2 separate regions of the Homo sapiens genome follow, and region 1 is linked to region 2. Evidence: read pairs that join two places in POLR2A ChIA-PET (ENCODE). Cell type or tissue: PC-9. All regions are shown on one strand.

Evidence for each region. Peaks named below come from ENCODE experiments on the same cell type or tissue, not always from the same donor. Only the 100,000 strongest peaks of a DNase experiment are listed, where the experiment ranks them.
Region 1: POLR2A ChIA-PET joins it to region 2 with 13 read pairs; 2 of 35 experiments call an interaction of 5 or more read pairs at or near these places.

What each region holds. Positions count from the first base shown.
Region 1 is chr19:6,089,568-6,097,567 of GRCh38, forward strand. The region is part of intron 1 of RFX2 (regulatory factor X2); the gene reads right to left. Among named protein-coding and RNA genes, the nearest start is that of RFX2, 17 kb to the right of the region's middle. RefSeq lists an enhancer at 3,005-3,710. In PC-9, no CTCF peak of the experiment used is centred here; a DNase peak (open chromatin) is centred at 3,004; H3K4me3 peaks cover 718 bases; H3K27ac peaks cover 1,132 bases.
Region 2 is chr19:6,341,391-6,349,390 of GRCh38, forward strand. It overlaps a transcript of ACER1 not described here. Among named protein-coding and RNA genes, the nearest start is that of ACER1, 12 kb to the left of the region's middle. In PC-9, no CTCF peak of the experiment used is centred here; no DNase peak of the experiment used is centred here.

The sequences.
Region 1 (8,000 bases), 250 kb before region 2:
GGGTCCTTGCAAAAGAGGCCCCAGAGACCTCCCCTGCCCCTTCCATCACGTGAGGACACAGCTAGAAGGCAGAAGCCGAACCAGAAAGCAGGCCCTCCCCAGACACTGAATCTGCCAGTGCCTTGATCTTGGACTTCCCAGCCTCCAGAGCTGACTGCAACACATTCCTGTTGTTTAGAAGCCAGCCAGTCTCTAATATTTTTGTTGTAGCATCTGAATGAACTGTCACCCTCCCTTCCCTCCACCACCCTGTGTAGCTCTTACATGTGCTGGGGACCTTCATGATTCAGGGTCTTTGGGCATTTCACAGAGGAACAGAAACTTGTGGATTAGAGAAAATTATTATATGAGATAACATCTTTGGATTGTTTGTATAAGATAACATCTTTGGATTGTTTGTTTGTTTGTTTTGAGACAGGTTCTCGCTTTTGTCACTCAGGCTGGAGTACAGTGGCATGTACATCGCTCACTGCAGCCTCAACGTCCCAGGCTCAAGAGGTCCTCCCACCTCACCCTCTGGAGTAGTTGAGACCAGAGGCCCACACCACCACACCTGGCTATTTTTGCATTTTGAATTTTTCATAGAGACAGGGTTTCACCATGTTGCCCAGGCTGGTCTTGAACTACTGAGCTCAAGTGATCTTCCTGCATCAGCCTCCCAAAGTGCTGAGATTACAAGCATGAGCCACCATGCCAGCCCAGATAACACCTTTGAATACAAATTTCTCAGCCGGGTGAGGTTGCAGTGAGCCAAGATCACGCCATTGCACTACAGCCTGGGTGACATAGTGAGACTCTGTCTCAAAAAAAAAAAAAAAAAAGAATACACATTTCTCCAAAGAAGAGCTATAGACAGATGAAAGCACATGAAAAGAGGCTCAGCATCATCAGTCATTACAGAAACACAAATAAGAACCACCATGAAACACCACTTCACACCTACGAGGCTGGTTATACTAAAAACAGGGAAAAATAAAAGTGTTGGTGAGGATGTGGAGAAACTGGAGCCCTCACTCCCTGCCGGTGGGACTGTGAAAGGACAATTTGGCAGTTAACTTGCAGTTACCATACGACTCAGCAACTCCACTCCTAGGTATATTCCCTGAAGAAATGAAGCTATATGTCCAGGCAAAAGCTTGTCCACAAATATTCATAGCAGCACTATTCGTAATAGTCAAAAGGTAGAAACAACCCAAATGCCCATCAAGGGATGAATGCATAAACAGATGTGGTCCACCCATGGAGTGGAATACTATTCAGCCATAAAAAAGAATGAAGCTCTGACACAGGCTACAATGTGGATGAACTGCAAAACAATATTACCCAACCTTCCAGGGCTTAAATATATATTTATATACACACAAGTGAAAGAAGTCAGTCACGAAAAAGGTCACATATTGTATGATTCTATTTACAGGAAATATTCAGAATAGGAAAACCCACATAGACAAGAAGCAGACTTGGTGTTTGCCAGGGGCTGGGAGTAGGGGACTGTGATCGACTTCTAATAGGTATGGAGTTTCTTTTCACGGTGATGGAAATGTTCTGGAATTAGAGAGTGATGATGGCTTCACAACACTGTGAAAATCCTAAAATCCACCAAATGAAAACCATTTTAAAGTGGTTAAAATGGTAAATTTTGGGCTGGGTGTGGTGGCGCATGCCTGTAAACCCAGCACTTTGGGAGGCTGAGGCTGGGGATTGCTTGAATCCCGGAGTTTGAGACCAGCCTGGGCAACATAGTGAGACCTTGTCTCTACAAAAAATTAGCCAGGCATGGTGGCGTGCACCTATAGTCCCAGCCCAGAAGGTGGAGGCTGCAATAAGCCATGATCGCACCACCCCACTGCAGCCTGGGCGACAGAGCAAGACCCTATCTTCAAAAAAAAAAAAAAGGTGAATTGTATGTGAATTTTATCACAATTGAAAAAAGAAGATGACGCTGAGTGCTGGCAAATGCCAGCCACGAAGAGAAACAATGATATAGAGACTAAAAGCATTCCTGCATTCCTCACCTCAGGAGAAGTAAAATGCAATATTCTCATAATTATGAGAAAATTAGGCACGAGAACGTACAAAGTACAATTCGAACATTTTCAGAAATAAACTTCAGTAACAAACAACAATATCTGTTGGACACGATCCCTAACAGACTGTTTGTGAAAATCTCGAGTGATGGGAGAGAAGTAGGTGTGGGGAAATCTGTTTCAGGAACTCTGAGTCTAAGCCGCAAAACGTGTTTACATGAGACCCATCAACAGAATAAGCCGAGGGACTGAATGAGGAATGAACTGCGGGAGGTAGGCATTTTACAATCAGGAATCTGAAATGAGACTATGTCCCAGTTTGGGAGTCAGAGAATTGTAGACTTTCTGGGCCAAGCCCTCAGTGAACATTAACCCTGGAGAATAAAGGAGCAGGGAGTTTCTAGAAGATTCTACATCCGGGAGTGGGGGGAGGAAAACTGTGGAGGTTGGTGTCTCAGAAATCTTAAAGGATGTTAAAAAAGAAAACCATGATTCACTGAATTTAAAATAGGAGAAAAGCTCAGATTAAGAATGAATAACTTTATCGAGGATTAGGTCACAGGAATTCTGGTTTTAAATTGTTTACGTAGAGTTAAAGAGAAAGAATTTGTACCATAAGAAGAAGCCAACTATAACAGCAAGGAAGACATTCAAGAACAGGATCTAGTGGCTGCACAACTGAGCTCCCTCCTCGGGCTGGAGAGAGCAGGGGCTCAAGTCCCTAAACCCGGGCCATGGCAGCAGGGGGTCAATGACCCAAGAAAGCAGCTTGGGACGGAGGGTGGCCCCGCAGGCTGCATGCTGGGCTGCTGGAAGGAAGGTCTTCCGCTGAGAAGGCAGAAGAACGAGTGCTCTGCTGGAGAATAAAGGTAGCAGAGTTTACAGCCACGCGTCCAGAGGGAATTCAGAGGGGCGGGGCAGGCCGTTGCTAGGCTCGAGTCCGCGCAGGAGTCAAGGGCGACAAGCATGAGCTTGTGGCTGCGCAAACCAGCCCAGCAGCCAGGCCTCCCCAAGAGGCACACGCGAGCATGGGCGCAGCTCACGGTGACAGAATGAGGCTGAGTCAGTCACACGTGGACTGTAGGATAGGCAGAGCTAAGCTGACAGGGAACACGTTCCAGAGGAGGGGCCGGGGGAGGGAGAGGCTGCCAGGGGGTTTGAGCACCTCCTAAGTGGCCCACAGAACACTGTGGGTGAGTTCAGTGTGCATTCTCCTGGAGGGTGGGGACACAAGTTTTCACGAGGCTGTCAAAGGGTCCGGGACCTGCTACTCTGAAATGTTAAGAAGCTAAAGAGTTTGTGTTGGCCTGAGAGGCAAGGAGTGGGACGGGGACTTAGGGCAACGGACACGCATGTGGTAAAAAAAAGGCCCTGTGGTGTCGGGGAGGCGAGGAGGTGGCCCCGGTCCTGCTGGAGGCGGCGTAGTTTCAGGAGAGGACAAAAGTGGAAAGTCACCTTTATAGTAGGAATGGAGCGCAGATGTAAGTGGCGGCAAGCTAACGCCAAGGGGAGGAAGTCCATCAGGCTCAGCAATTTCCCTGCCGCGAGTGGGCAAACATCTCACACGTGTACACAAATATATTTGGACACGGGTGCTTACTGCAGCATTGGCGGTAAAGTGGAAGGTATAACCAAAATGCCTATAAATAAATAACTAAGGCCGGGTGCGGTGGTTCATGCCTGCAGTCCTAGCACTTTGAGAGGTTGAGTGGGGCAGATTGCCTGAGCTCAGGAGTTCGAGGCCAGCCTGGCCAACATGGTGAAACCCCGTCTCTACTAAAATACAAAAAATTTGCCGGGCGTGGTGGCACATGCCTGTAATCCCAGCTACTCTGGAGGCTGAGGCACGAGAATTGCTTGAACCCGGGAGGCAGAGGTTGCAGTGAGCCGGGATTGTGCCACTGCACTCCAGCCTGGGCGACAGAGCAAGACTCTGTCTCAAAAAAATAAAATAAAATAGAATAAAAGGCTAAGTAAGTACTTAGGACAGGAGTGGAATATCAGACCATTAGTAGAAAGAATGAAGCACAAACACAGTAGAAAGTGATAAGGAAAGATACAGGCTAAATATTAGGTAAAAGAGCAGGTGGCAGAAAAGTGAGAAAAATAAGATCTCTTTTTTGAAGAAGAAAAAAAAAACACACAAAAAAACCCTATTAGTCCAGCCATGAAAAGGAATGAAGCACCAACACGTGGTACAAGGTGGATGAACCTTGAGAACATCATGCTAAAAACAGCCAGTCACAAAAGGCTACTTACTATATGATTCCATTTTCATGAAGTTTCCAGAACAGGCAAATCCACAAAGACAGAAAGTGGCTTAGTGGCTGCCAGGGGCTGGGGAAGGGAGGTGGGGAGTGACTGCTTAATGGGGACAGGGTGTCTTTTTGGGGTGATGACTCTGGAATTAGATGGTGGTGATGGTTGCATAACCTTGTGAATATACTGAAAGCCACTAAATTGTACACATTAAGAGCCTGAATTCTGCGGCATGTGAATTACATCCCAATGCAAAAAACACTAAAGAATTCGTATGTATGTTTTACAGGCCTGTGAAATATCTGAAACCATCCACACCAAACTTTTCTTAGTGGTGGGAGGGGCAGAGGAGAGAGGAAGAAGCAGCCAGAGGCTCTTTTTTTCTTTTTTACAATTTGGATTTTTTTTTAATGATGAAAACGTAAGACTTTTATAATGTAAAAGAGAAGCAGTCAGAATTATGGGGACTACACACAGGATCCCAAAGTCCTGAAATGGTCACTAGGGAATTCTGGGGACAGATCACTCAGGTGGCTTGGAGGGCACCACCTGTGTTTCAAAGTCCAGTGATGATCACTTTAGAAAATGGACAACGCTGAGGTCAGGTGGACCCACGCTACTCAGACTTTGTCAGTGACCTTATGTTTTCACGGCTATGAAGTATCTGCACGCCAGTAAGTAGCCAATATAGTGGTCACCTTTTAAAAGGAAGAGTTGACTTAAAACTTGTGCCTGCTTTGACTTTAACACCTTTACCTGTGCAGTCGGTATAGAAGCCAGGGCCACACGTGGCTGCTGAGCACCTGAAATGGGGCTGGTCCGAACTAACATTTCTAAGACTTAGCACACAAAAAAGAATGTGAAATATCTCGACAATAATTTTTCATATAGGTTATATATTGAAATGAATATTTTCAATACAGTTCATTGGATGAAATGTATTATTAAATTACTTTCACTTGTCTCTTTTTACTTTTTAAAATGCAGCTACTAGGCCAGGTGCAGTGGCTCATGCCTGTAATCCTAGCCCTTTGGGAGGCTGAGGCGGGTGGATCACGAGGTCAGGAGATTGAGACCATCCTGGCTAACATGGTGAAACCCCGTCTCTACTAAAAATACAAAAAATTAGCCAGGCATGGTCCCAGTTACTCGGGAGGCTGAGGCAGGAGAATGGTGTGAACCCAGGAGGCAGAGCTTGCAGTGAGCCGAGATCGCGCCACCGCACTCCAGCCTGGGCGACAGAGCAAGACTCCATCTCAAATAAATAAATAAATAAAAACAAATAAATAAAATGCGGCTACTAGAAAATTGCAAATTTCACACGTGGCTTGTGTTATGTTTCTTTATTGGCCGGTAATGATCTAGAAGACACTTAGAATAAATCATCTCAGGATAAGTTTAAGAATTCACAAATATTTTAAGAGATTCTATTTTACTAGAAAGTAAGCAAAATGATTTTTAGATGTAGATGTGATCTCTATCTAGTAAGAACTCATGTAATTTTGACAAATAATTACTCTATTTGGTGTCCCACAAATACAGTTAGACATGGCCTCTATCCTCAAGGGTTTTGCATGGATGGGGTGAGAAAGAAAAGGAGACATACACAGATAATTCCTTACGTGGCAAAAGGTAACAGGTGCAGACTCCAGATGGAACAGGGTACCATAAACAATGGGGCAGGGGAGTCTGGGCAGCATCCCGTCCTGGACCCTGCTGGAGGTGGGGTAGGGAAAATCAGGCAGAGGTGTAAACAAGGGGAGGGTGTGTGGGGCAGGGAAGGGGTCAAGAGACCAAGCTGGGTGGAGCTCGGGGAATAAAGGGGGAAATAGGATGGACCACTTGGAGAAAGTCTACGAATGCGAGTCAGAGCCCCTGGACTGCACCACAGGGGCAGAGGTCAGGAAACTACCGCCCACCACCCAAATCTGGCCCAGCCGCTAGCCTGTTTGTGTATGGCCCATGAGCTAAGAATGGCTTTTACATTTTGAAGTGGTTAGAAAAAAATCAAAATCAAAATATTCTGTGATGCATGAAAATTACATGAAATTCACATTTCAGCATCCATAAATAAAGTTTGATTGGCACACGGCCAGGCCCAAGCTCTCACATGTTGTCTACATCTGCTTTCAAGCTCCATCGGGAGAGCTGAGTAGTTGAGATAGTGACCATCTGGGCCTCAAAAGCTAAAACATTTACTATCTAGCCCTTTATAGAGAATGTTTGCTGATCCCCACTTCCTTGGAATACTAAAACATCCTGTGGGCTTCCTTTGCTCAAATAAAATAAAGGCACTGCTCAAATAAAATAATGGCACTTGCGCCAATCTGCAGAAATATTTATTGAATAGGTTCCTCGAATTTAAAACATTTTCCCTACCAATATTTCTTAAACCCTTGGTAGATATTTCCTCTTATTTGCTAATGAAGAGTAGCCAACAACAAAACAAAAACTAATGTGATACCCTGCAGGTTTCACATTATTGGGAAGCCCTGTACCAGTCTGTCTCACCCAATCAACAGCAGTTTTAAAGAATGTATGCTCATAGTTGATACTGCGCACACTCTCGTTTTTGTTTTTTGTTTTGTTTTGTTTTGTTTTGTTTTGTTTTGAGATGGAGTCTTGCTCTGTCTCCCAGGCTGGAGTGCAGTGGCGCGATCTCGGCTCACTGCAAGCTCCGCCCCCCGGGTTCATGCCATTCTCCTGCCTCAGCCTCCCGAGTAGCTGGGACTACAGGCGCCCACCACCATGCCCGACTAATTTTTTATATTTTTAGTAGAGACGGGGTTTCACCATGTTAGCCAGGATGGTCTCGATCTCCTGACCTCGTGATCCGCCCACCTTGGCCTCCCAAAGTGCTGGGATTACAGGCGTAAGGCACTGCACCTGGCCTCGTTTCTTATAATTTAATCATGTTGCATTAATAAAATATGAGTTCACATGATTTAATTCAACGCACTCCTGGTATTCCATGATGTTCCACCATATCATGTGGTCTCCCCCTCCCAGGGTCCCCCACCATCTTAAGGCCATTGTTGAGGGCAGCTGGAAGCACCAGATTTGGAAGAACACAGAACAAGAGGACCAGCACCATACCCTTCATCTAAGGGAAGAAATCGGAAGTTTACTTTAACAGTCCTGCATGAGAGGGTCTGAACTGGAACAGTATAATCAGAAACAGAAAGGGAAGAATCAATACAAGACCAGTTTGGGTGGTGGGACCTATAGGAAGTAGTGAGTAGAAAAGAGGGCAGTGGGTTAGTGGGGGTGAAGCAGAGTGGGGAGAGGATGAGATGACCCCTAGCCTTCAACACTGGGCAACAGAGGAGACAGCTCCATCTACAGCCTTGGACTAGACCCTGGGGAGGAAGAACGAGCGGTCCAGGCTACTCGGGTTTCTGGCAAGAGCAGGGTGCCCAGGCTGGGACCCACACATCTCTCTTTCACTTGGGCCTTGCCTTTCTTCCTAGACCCTGGGCCCAACCCTTTCTGAAGCAACAAAGAGGGGAAGCAACTAAGGAGAAAGGCAAATTGCATGGAGTTTAGCGGCAGGAAAGATTCCTCAGCTACCTGCCCAAAGGACTGAGACATGCATTAAGATATCTTTACCCTTCTGAGGGCGTGATCATCATTCCAATTCCACCGGGCTTTTACAAGGATTAGAAGTAATACATGTAATACACCAGGCACATAGTATGTACCCATGGGTAACAT
Region 2 (8,000 bases):
GGTACACACGTGTGGTCTTAACTTCTCAGGAAGCTGAGATGGGAAGATTGCTTGAGCCTAAAGGTCGAAGTTGCAGTGAGCTATGTGTGCACCACTGCACTCCAACCTGGGCCACAGAGCAAGACCTTGTCTCAAAAAAAAAAAAAAGAAAAAAAAAGAAAAAGAAAAAGAAAAAAGGAACTATACCCATCTTAGCATTGGGCTTTTTTTTGTTTTCTTTTGTTTTGTTTTGTTTTGTTTTTCTTTTTGTTTTGAGATGGAGTCTTGCTCTGTCACCTAGGCTGGAGTACAATGGTGCAGCAGCCTCCACTCACCACAACCTCTGACTACTGGGTTCAAGCGATTCTCCTACCCCAGCCTCCCAAATAGCTGGGATTACAGGCACCCGCCACCATGCCCGGCTAATTTTTTTTATTTTTAGTAGAGACGCGGGTTTCACCAGGTTGGCCAGGCTGGTCTTGAACTCCTGACCTCATAATCTGCCTGCCTTGGCCTCCCAAAGTGCTAGGATTACAGGCGTGAGCCACTGCACCCAGCAGTGTTGGTTTTAATACTTGCTTTCTATTTATTTAGTAGCTTTCCATGTAGTGGAGCAATATAAAATTTCCTTTTGAAGTAAAGATATGCATTAATATTTGGAAAGTGTTTTTGGAAAATGAACTTGTTTAAAGACAGTGTTTAAGTCAATAATGGTTACCGTACAGATGGGGAAAATTTTAGTCTAACAATGCCCAAAGTCACAAAGGACATTATTGGGTAATTGGTGAAATTTGCACATGGAATATAAAGTAGATAATAGTATTGTGTCCATATTTATTTTCTGAAGTAGATAAATGAATTCTGGTTGTGTAAGAGAGTATCCTAGTTCTTTTTTTTTTTTTTTTTTTTTAAGATGGAGTTTCACTCTGTTGCCCAGGCTGGAGTGCAGTGGCTTGATCTTGGCTCACTGCAATTTCTGTTTGAGTTCGAGACCAGCCTGGGCAACATAGGCAGACTGTGTCTCTAAAAAAAAATAATAATAATCCATTTTAAAAACAAACTATTTCAGACCGGGAGTGGTGGCTCACACCTGTAATCCCAGCACTTTGGGAGGCTGAGGCGGGCGGATCACGAGGTCAGGAGATTGAGACCATCCTGGCTAACATGGTGAAACCCCGTCTCTACTAAAAATACAAAAAATTAGCCAGGCGTGGTGGCGGGCGCCTGTAGTCCCAGTTACTCAGGAGGCTGAGGCAGGAGAATGGCGTGAACCCAGGAGGTGGAGCTTGCAGTGAGCCAAGATCGTGCCACTGCACTCCAGTCTGAGCAACAGAGCAAGACTCAATCTCAAAAAAATAAATAAATAAATACAATAAAATAAAAACAAACTATTTCAAGATAAAAAGTTGTGGGTTTGTTTGTTTTGAGACGGAGTTTTGCTCTTGTTGCCCAGGCTGGAGTCCAATGGCATGATCTCGGCTCACTGCAACCTCCACCTCCCGAGATCAAGTGATTCTCCTGCCTCATCCTCCCGAATAGCTGGGATTACAGGCACCCGCCACTGTGCCCGGCTAATTTTGTATCTTTAGTAGAGACAGGGTTTCTCCATGTTGGTCAGGCTGGTCTCGAACTCCCGACCTCAGGTGATCCGCCCACCTTGGCCTCCCAAAGTGCTGGGATTACAGGCGTGAGTCACCGCACCCAGCCAAAAGTTTTTTCTTTAACTTGCCGATTCCGAGTACTGGTGAGGATGGGAAGTGGGGGAGTGGTGGAAATATGAAGAGGCCAACCACTTTGGAAAATAATTTGACATTACCTGAAGCATTACTGGGTACAGTAGTTCAACTGTTAGAACAAGACAATTCCACAAATATCAGTGTCCTAAAAGTTTACATCTCACATAAGCAAAGAGTATGGAGGGTGAAGCTGTCCCAGAAGGCTCAGGCAAGTGGGAATTTAGCAATCCAGGCCCCTTCCTTCCTTCTCATGATGCCTCCATCCCAGCATGTGGCCTCCATCCCAACACGTGACCTCCATCTCAACATGTGGCCTCCACTCCCAATATGTGGCCTCCACTTTCAACATGTGGCCTCCATACCCATCAAGTGGCATCCATCTCAACGTGGGGCCTCCACTCACAAAATGTGGGCTTCCTCCCAACTTGTGGCTCTAAATCCCAAAATGTGCCCTTTGCTCCCAACATGTGGCCTCCATACCCATCATGTGGCCCCCACCTCAACATGTGGCCTCCACTAACAAAATGTGGGCTTCCTCCCAACTTGTGGCTCTCAATCCCAACATGGCTTTGGTGTACCTCTATTGGTCAGAACTAGTCACATGACCTCCACTAGATGAAAGGGTTGCTGGGAAATGTAATCTGTAGCACAGCAGCCACTTCCTGGTATCCACTTTACCCTGTGGGAAGGGAGCCTGAATCTTTAAACCACAACAGGCTGCCTCCATCACATTCAGTAAAGGTGCAAATGAACATGTCCTACAACCAGCAACTCATCTCCTGGATTTATGTCCCCCTGAGAAACTCCCACAAATGGACCCAGGATTCTGGTACAAGATTATTCAGAGCAGCCCTGCCTGCAATAGCAAAACCATGGAACTATTCACAAACATCCCTGAGTTAAAGACTTGATAAGTAGGCCGGGCATGGCAGCTCATGCCTGTAATCCCAGGAGCTCAAGACAGGTGGATCACCTGATGTCAGGAGTTCGAGACCAGCCTAGTCAACATAGTAAAACCCTGTCTCTACTAAAAATACAAAATATTAGCCAGGCGACGGGAGGCTGAGGCAGGAGAATGGCCCGAACCCAGGAGGTGGAGCTTGCAGTGAGCCGAGATTGCGCCACTGCACTCCAGCCTGGGCGACAGAGCGAGACTCCGTCTAAAAATATATATATAAATATATATATATTAGCCAGGCATGGTGGGGCACCTTTAATTCCAGCTACTCAGGAGGCTGAGGCATGAGAAGCGCTTGAACCCAGGAGGCAGAGGTTGCAGTGAGCCAAGATTGTGCCATTGCACTCCATCTTGGGCAACAAGAGCAAAACTCCATCTCAATAAATAAATAAATTTATTTATTTATTAAATAAAGACTCGTTAAGTAAATAGTGGATTCTCCTGCCTCAGCCTCCCTAGTAGCTCGGACTACAGGCACCCACAACCATACCTGGCTAATTTATTGTATTTTTAGTAGAGACAAGGTTTCACCATGTTGGCCAGGCTGGTCCTGAACTCCTGACCTCAAGTGATCCGCCTGCCTCAGCCTCCTAAAGTGCTGGGATTACAAGCGTGAGCCACCGCACCTGGCCTGTGTGGGTATAAGTTTTCAATGCATCTAGGTAAATACAAGGGGGCACAATTGTTGGATTATTTTGTTGTTTTTTTCTTTAAACCATATATGTATGTTATATATCCTCTTGTGAAGATATATTTCACAACAATCAATTTATTTTATTTTATTTTATTTTATTTTATTTATTTATTTGTTTATTTTTTTGAGATGGAGTCTCGTTCTGTCATCCAGGCTGGAGTGCAGTGGCACGATCTCGGCTCACTGCAACCTCCGCCTCCCGGGTTCACACCATTCTCCTGCCTCAGCCTTCCAAGTATCTGGGACTACAGGTGCCCGCCACCACACCTGGCTAATTTTTTGTATTTTTAGTAGAGACGGGGTTTCACCACGTTGGCCAGGATGGTCTTGATCTCCTGGCTGGTCAAGGCTGGTCTCAAACTCCTGACCTCAGGTGATCCACTGGCCTCTGCCACCCAAAGTGCTGGGATTACAGGCGTGAGCCACCGTGCCCGGCCTCCGTGTGTTGTTTGTAAATGAAGTTATGTGGATAAATTTTTATTGGCACACGGTCACACCCATTTGTTTGTAAGTTGTCTATGGCTACTTTTATGCTATAATGCAGCAATCTGCAAGCTTTTTGTCACCCAGGACCAGTTTTGTGCAAGACAATTTTATCACGGAGGTGTGGAATGGTTTCAGGATGATTCAAGCACATTACATTTATTGTTCACTATTTCTATTAGTATTACACTGTAATATATAATGAACTAATTATACAGCTCACATAATGTAGAATCAGGGAAAGCCCTCCCCTTGTTTTCCTGAAACTAGACTGTCCCAGCTGGGGGTGATGGGAGACAGTGACAGATCATCAGGTATTAGATTCTTTTTTTTTTTTTTTTTCAAATGGAGTCTCACTCTGTCACCCAGGCTGGAGTGCAGTGGTACGATCTCAGCTCACTGAAATCTCGGCCTCCTGGGTTCAAGCGATTCTCTTGCCTCAGCCTCCTGAGTCGCTGGGATTACAGGCGCGCACGACCATGCCCAGCTAATTTTTGTATTTTTTGTAAAGACAGGGTTTTACCATGTTGCCCAGACTGGTCTCCAACTCCTGACCTCAGATGATCCACCTGCCTTGGCCTCCCAAAGTGCTGGGATGACAGGCATGAGCCACCATGCCTGGCATCATCCAGCTAATTTTATTATAATAATAATAATAATTATTATTATTGGAAATGGGGTCTCCCTATATTGCCCAGGCTGCTTTCAAACACCCAGGCTCAAGTGATCCTCCCACCTCAGCCTCCCAAGCTGCTGGGATTCCAGGCGTGAGCCACTGTGCCTGACCATCACATCATCTTCCAAGGTGGGTTAATTCCATGACTTACTAGAAGAAGGGTTGCCAGATAAAATACAGGACACCCAGTTAAATCAGAATTTCAGATTAACGATGGATAAGTTTTTGGCATAAATATGTTCCAAATATTGCATATGATCGGATTATCCTAAAAATTATTCTTCATGTATCTGAAATTCAAATTTAAATGAGCCTCCTGTATTTTTATGTGCTAAATCTGGAGACTCTAATCTGGAAGTATCTCTTCAACTGAGCCTGTCTCATTCCTTCCTCCAAAAAAAAGTTCGAGAAAAGTTTTCATTAAGTGGCATTATGTCATTTCTACTGCCTCCTCTACCTAAATCCAATAACCTCAAATGGGTATTCTAAGGTTATTGGTTATTAACCTTTTATTTCACTCATTCTTTTCTCCTCCTCCTCCTCCTCCCCCTCCTCTTCCTCCTCCTTCTTCTTCTCCTTCTTCTTCTTCTTTTTTTTCTTTTCTTTTTTTTTTTTTTTGAGACAGGGTCTTGCTCTGTCACCCAGGCTGGAGTGCAGTGCTGCAATCATAGCTCACTGCAGCCTCAATCTCCTGGCTGGAGCAATCATCACACCTTGGCCTCCCAAAATGCTAGGATAATCCTGGGGCCTCTCTCCTTGGCTTCTAGATGGCTGTCCACCAGCCATCTACATCTGGTGGTCAGCCACCACCCCCAGCCGCTGTTTTCCATCAGTCCATTCTAAGGTTCAAAGGTTTAAAATCTGTCCATCTAGCTCAGAACTCAGATGTATTTTCTTCAACATCACAGCGGAGATTACTCTGGTCCAGCGGGGAGGAGGTTCTCTGCCCACCCCCTTCTTTCCTTCCTTCTTGAAGGCTGAGACCGAGGAGGGAAAAAAGGAAAGATAAAGAGGGATCTTACTGTTATGGCTTGAATTGTATTCTCTAAAAAGATGTGTTGCAGACAGGGCATGGTGACTCACATCTATAATCTCCGCACTTTGGGAGGCCAAGGAGGGAGTATCGCTTGAGGTCAGGAGTTTGAGACCACCCTGGCCAACACCACGAGTCCCTGTCTCTACAAAAAAAAAAAATATATATATATATATATATATAAAATAATAATAAAAGATAAGTTACAGACCCCCTCGTCCCTCAGAATGTGACCTTGCTTGGAAATAGTCTCTTTTTCTTTTCTTTTCTTTTTCTTTTTTTTTTTTTTGAGACAGAATCTCACTTTGTCATCCAGACTGGAGTACAGTGGTGCAATCATAGCTCACTGCAGCCTCAACCTCCTGGGTTCAAGCCATCCTCCCACCTCAGCCTCGTTAGTGGTGACGACAGGTGTGCACCACCACACTCAGCTAATGTTTCTGAATTTTTTGTAGAGATGAGGTTTCGCCATGTTACCCAAGCTGGCCTTGAACTCTTGGGCTTAGGTGATCTGCCCACCATGGCCTCCCAAAGTGCTGGGATTATAGGTACGAGCCACTGTGTGGAAACAGGGTCTTTAGAAAGGTAATGGAGTTAAAATGATGGCCGGGCGTGGTGGTTCACGCCTGTTATCCCAGCACTTTGGGAGGCCGAAGTGGGTGGATTACCTGGCGTCAGGAGTTCAAGACCAGCCTGACCAACATGGCAAAAGCCTGTCTCTACTAAAAATACAAAAATTAGCCGGGCGTGGTGGCAGGTGCCTGTAATTCCGGCTACTCGGGAGGCTGAGGCAGGAGAATCGCTTGAACCCAGGAGGTGGAGGCTGCAGTGAGTCCAGATCATGCCATTGCACTCCAGCCCGGAAAAGAAGAGCAAATCTAAACAACAACAACAACAAATAAGTTATTAGGGCAGGTCCTTGTCCTCCATGACTAGTGTCCTTATAAAAAGGGAAAATGGCTAGGCACAGTGGCTCATGCCTGTAATCCCAGCACGTTGGGAGGCCAAGGTGGGGGGCGGATCACCTGAGGTTGGGAGTTTGAGACCAGCCTGGCCTCCCAACGTGCTGGGATTGCAGGCTTGAGCCACAGTGCCTGACTAGAAGTGTTAATTTTGAGGAGTGAGACATCTAGGTGGGTAAGACAAAGCTGGGAGGCATCCAGGTACCTACACACGTATTTAAAGCCATGCAGCTGGATGACATTTCTGAGGGGTCGTGGATAAAGAAGAACAGGCTGGGTGCAATGGCTCACATCTGTAATCCCAGCACTTTGGGAGGCCGAGGCGGGTGGATCACCTAAGGTCAGGAGTTTGAGACCAGCCTGGCCAACATGGTGAAACCCTGTCTCTACTAAAAATACAAAAATTAGCTGGGTGTGGTGGCACGCGCCTGTAATCTCAGCTACTCTGGAGGCTGAGACAGGAGAATTGCTTGAACCCGGGAAGTGGAGGTTGCAGTGAGCCAAGATCTCACGACTGCACTCCAGCCTGGGTGGTAGAGTGAGACTCCATCTGGAAAAAAAAAAAAAAAAAAAGAAGATTAAAGACTGAGCCCTGGGGCTCTCTAAGACAGAAGGGTCTCTTAAAGGACCAATCTGATGAGAGGGAAAAAATCTTTCGTCACAAAGAAAACATCCATTTACAGGAGACTAGTTAACTAAATTATGGGTTTTGATATCGACATGGAATGCTCCACAGGCATTAAAAAAAAAGATGACAAAAGCTCTGAGTCACCATTTGGATTCTCCAGAACAGATCCTGAGAAATAATTTGGGGTGTGAGATTTTTATTGGGAATTCACAGTTGTCAAAGAAAGAAGCACGGCAGGCTGGGCATGGTGGCTCAAGCCTGTAATCCCAGCACTTTGGGAGGCCGAGGCGGGTGGATCATGAGATCAGGAGTTTGAGACTAGCCTGGCCAATATGGTGAAAACCTGTCTCTACTAAAAATACAAAAATTAGCTGGGTATGGTGGCGGGTGCCTGTAGTCCCAGCTACTCCAGAGGCTGAGGCAGAAAAATTGCTTGAACCCAGGAGGCGCGGGTTGCAGTGAGCTGAGATAGCACCACTGCACTCCAGCCTGGGCAACAGAGCGAGACTCCATCAAGAAGAAGAAGGAGAAGAAGAAGGAGGAGGAGGAAGAAAGAAGAAGAGGAAGAAGAGGAGGAGGAGGAGGAAGAGGAAGAAGAAGAAGAAAGAAAGAAGGAAGAAGGAAGAAGAAGAAGAAGGAGGAGGAGGAGGAGGAGAGCTAGGCTTGGTGGCTCATGTCTGTAATCCCAGCGCTTTGAGAAGCAGAGGCAGGTGGATGGCTTGAGCCTAGAGTTTGAGATCAGCCTGGGCAACATAGGGAGCCCCCATCTCTACAAAATAAAAGAAAGAAAGAGAGAGAGAGAAAGAAGAAAGGAAAAGAGGGAGGGACAGAAGGAGGGAGGGAAGGAAGGA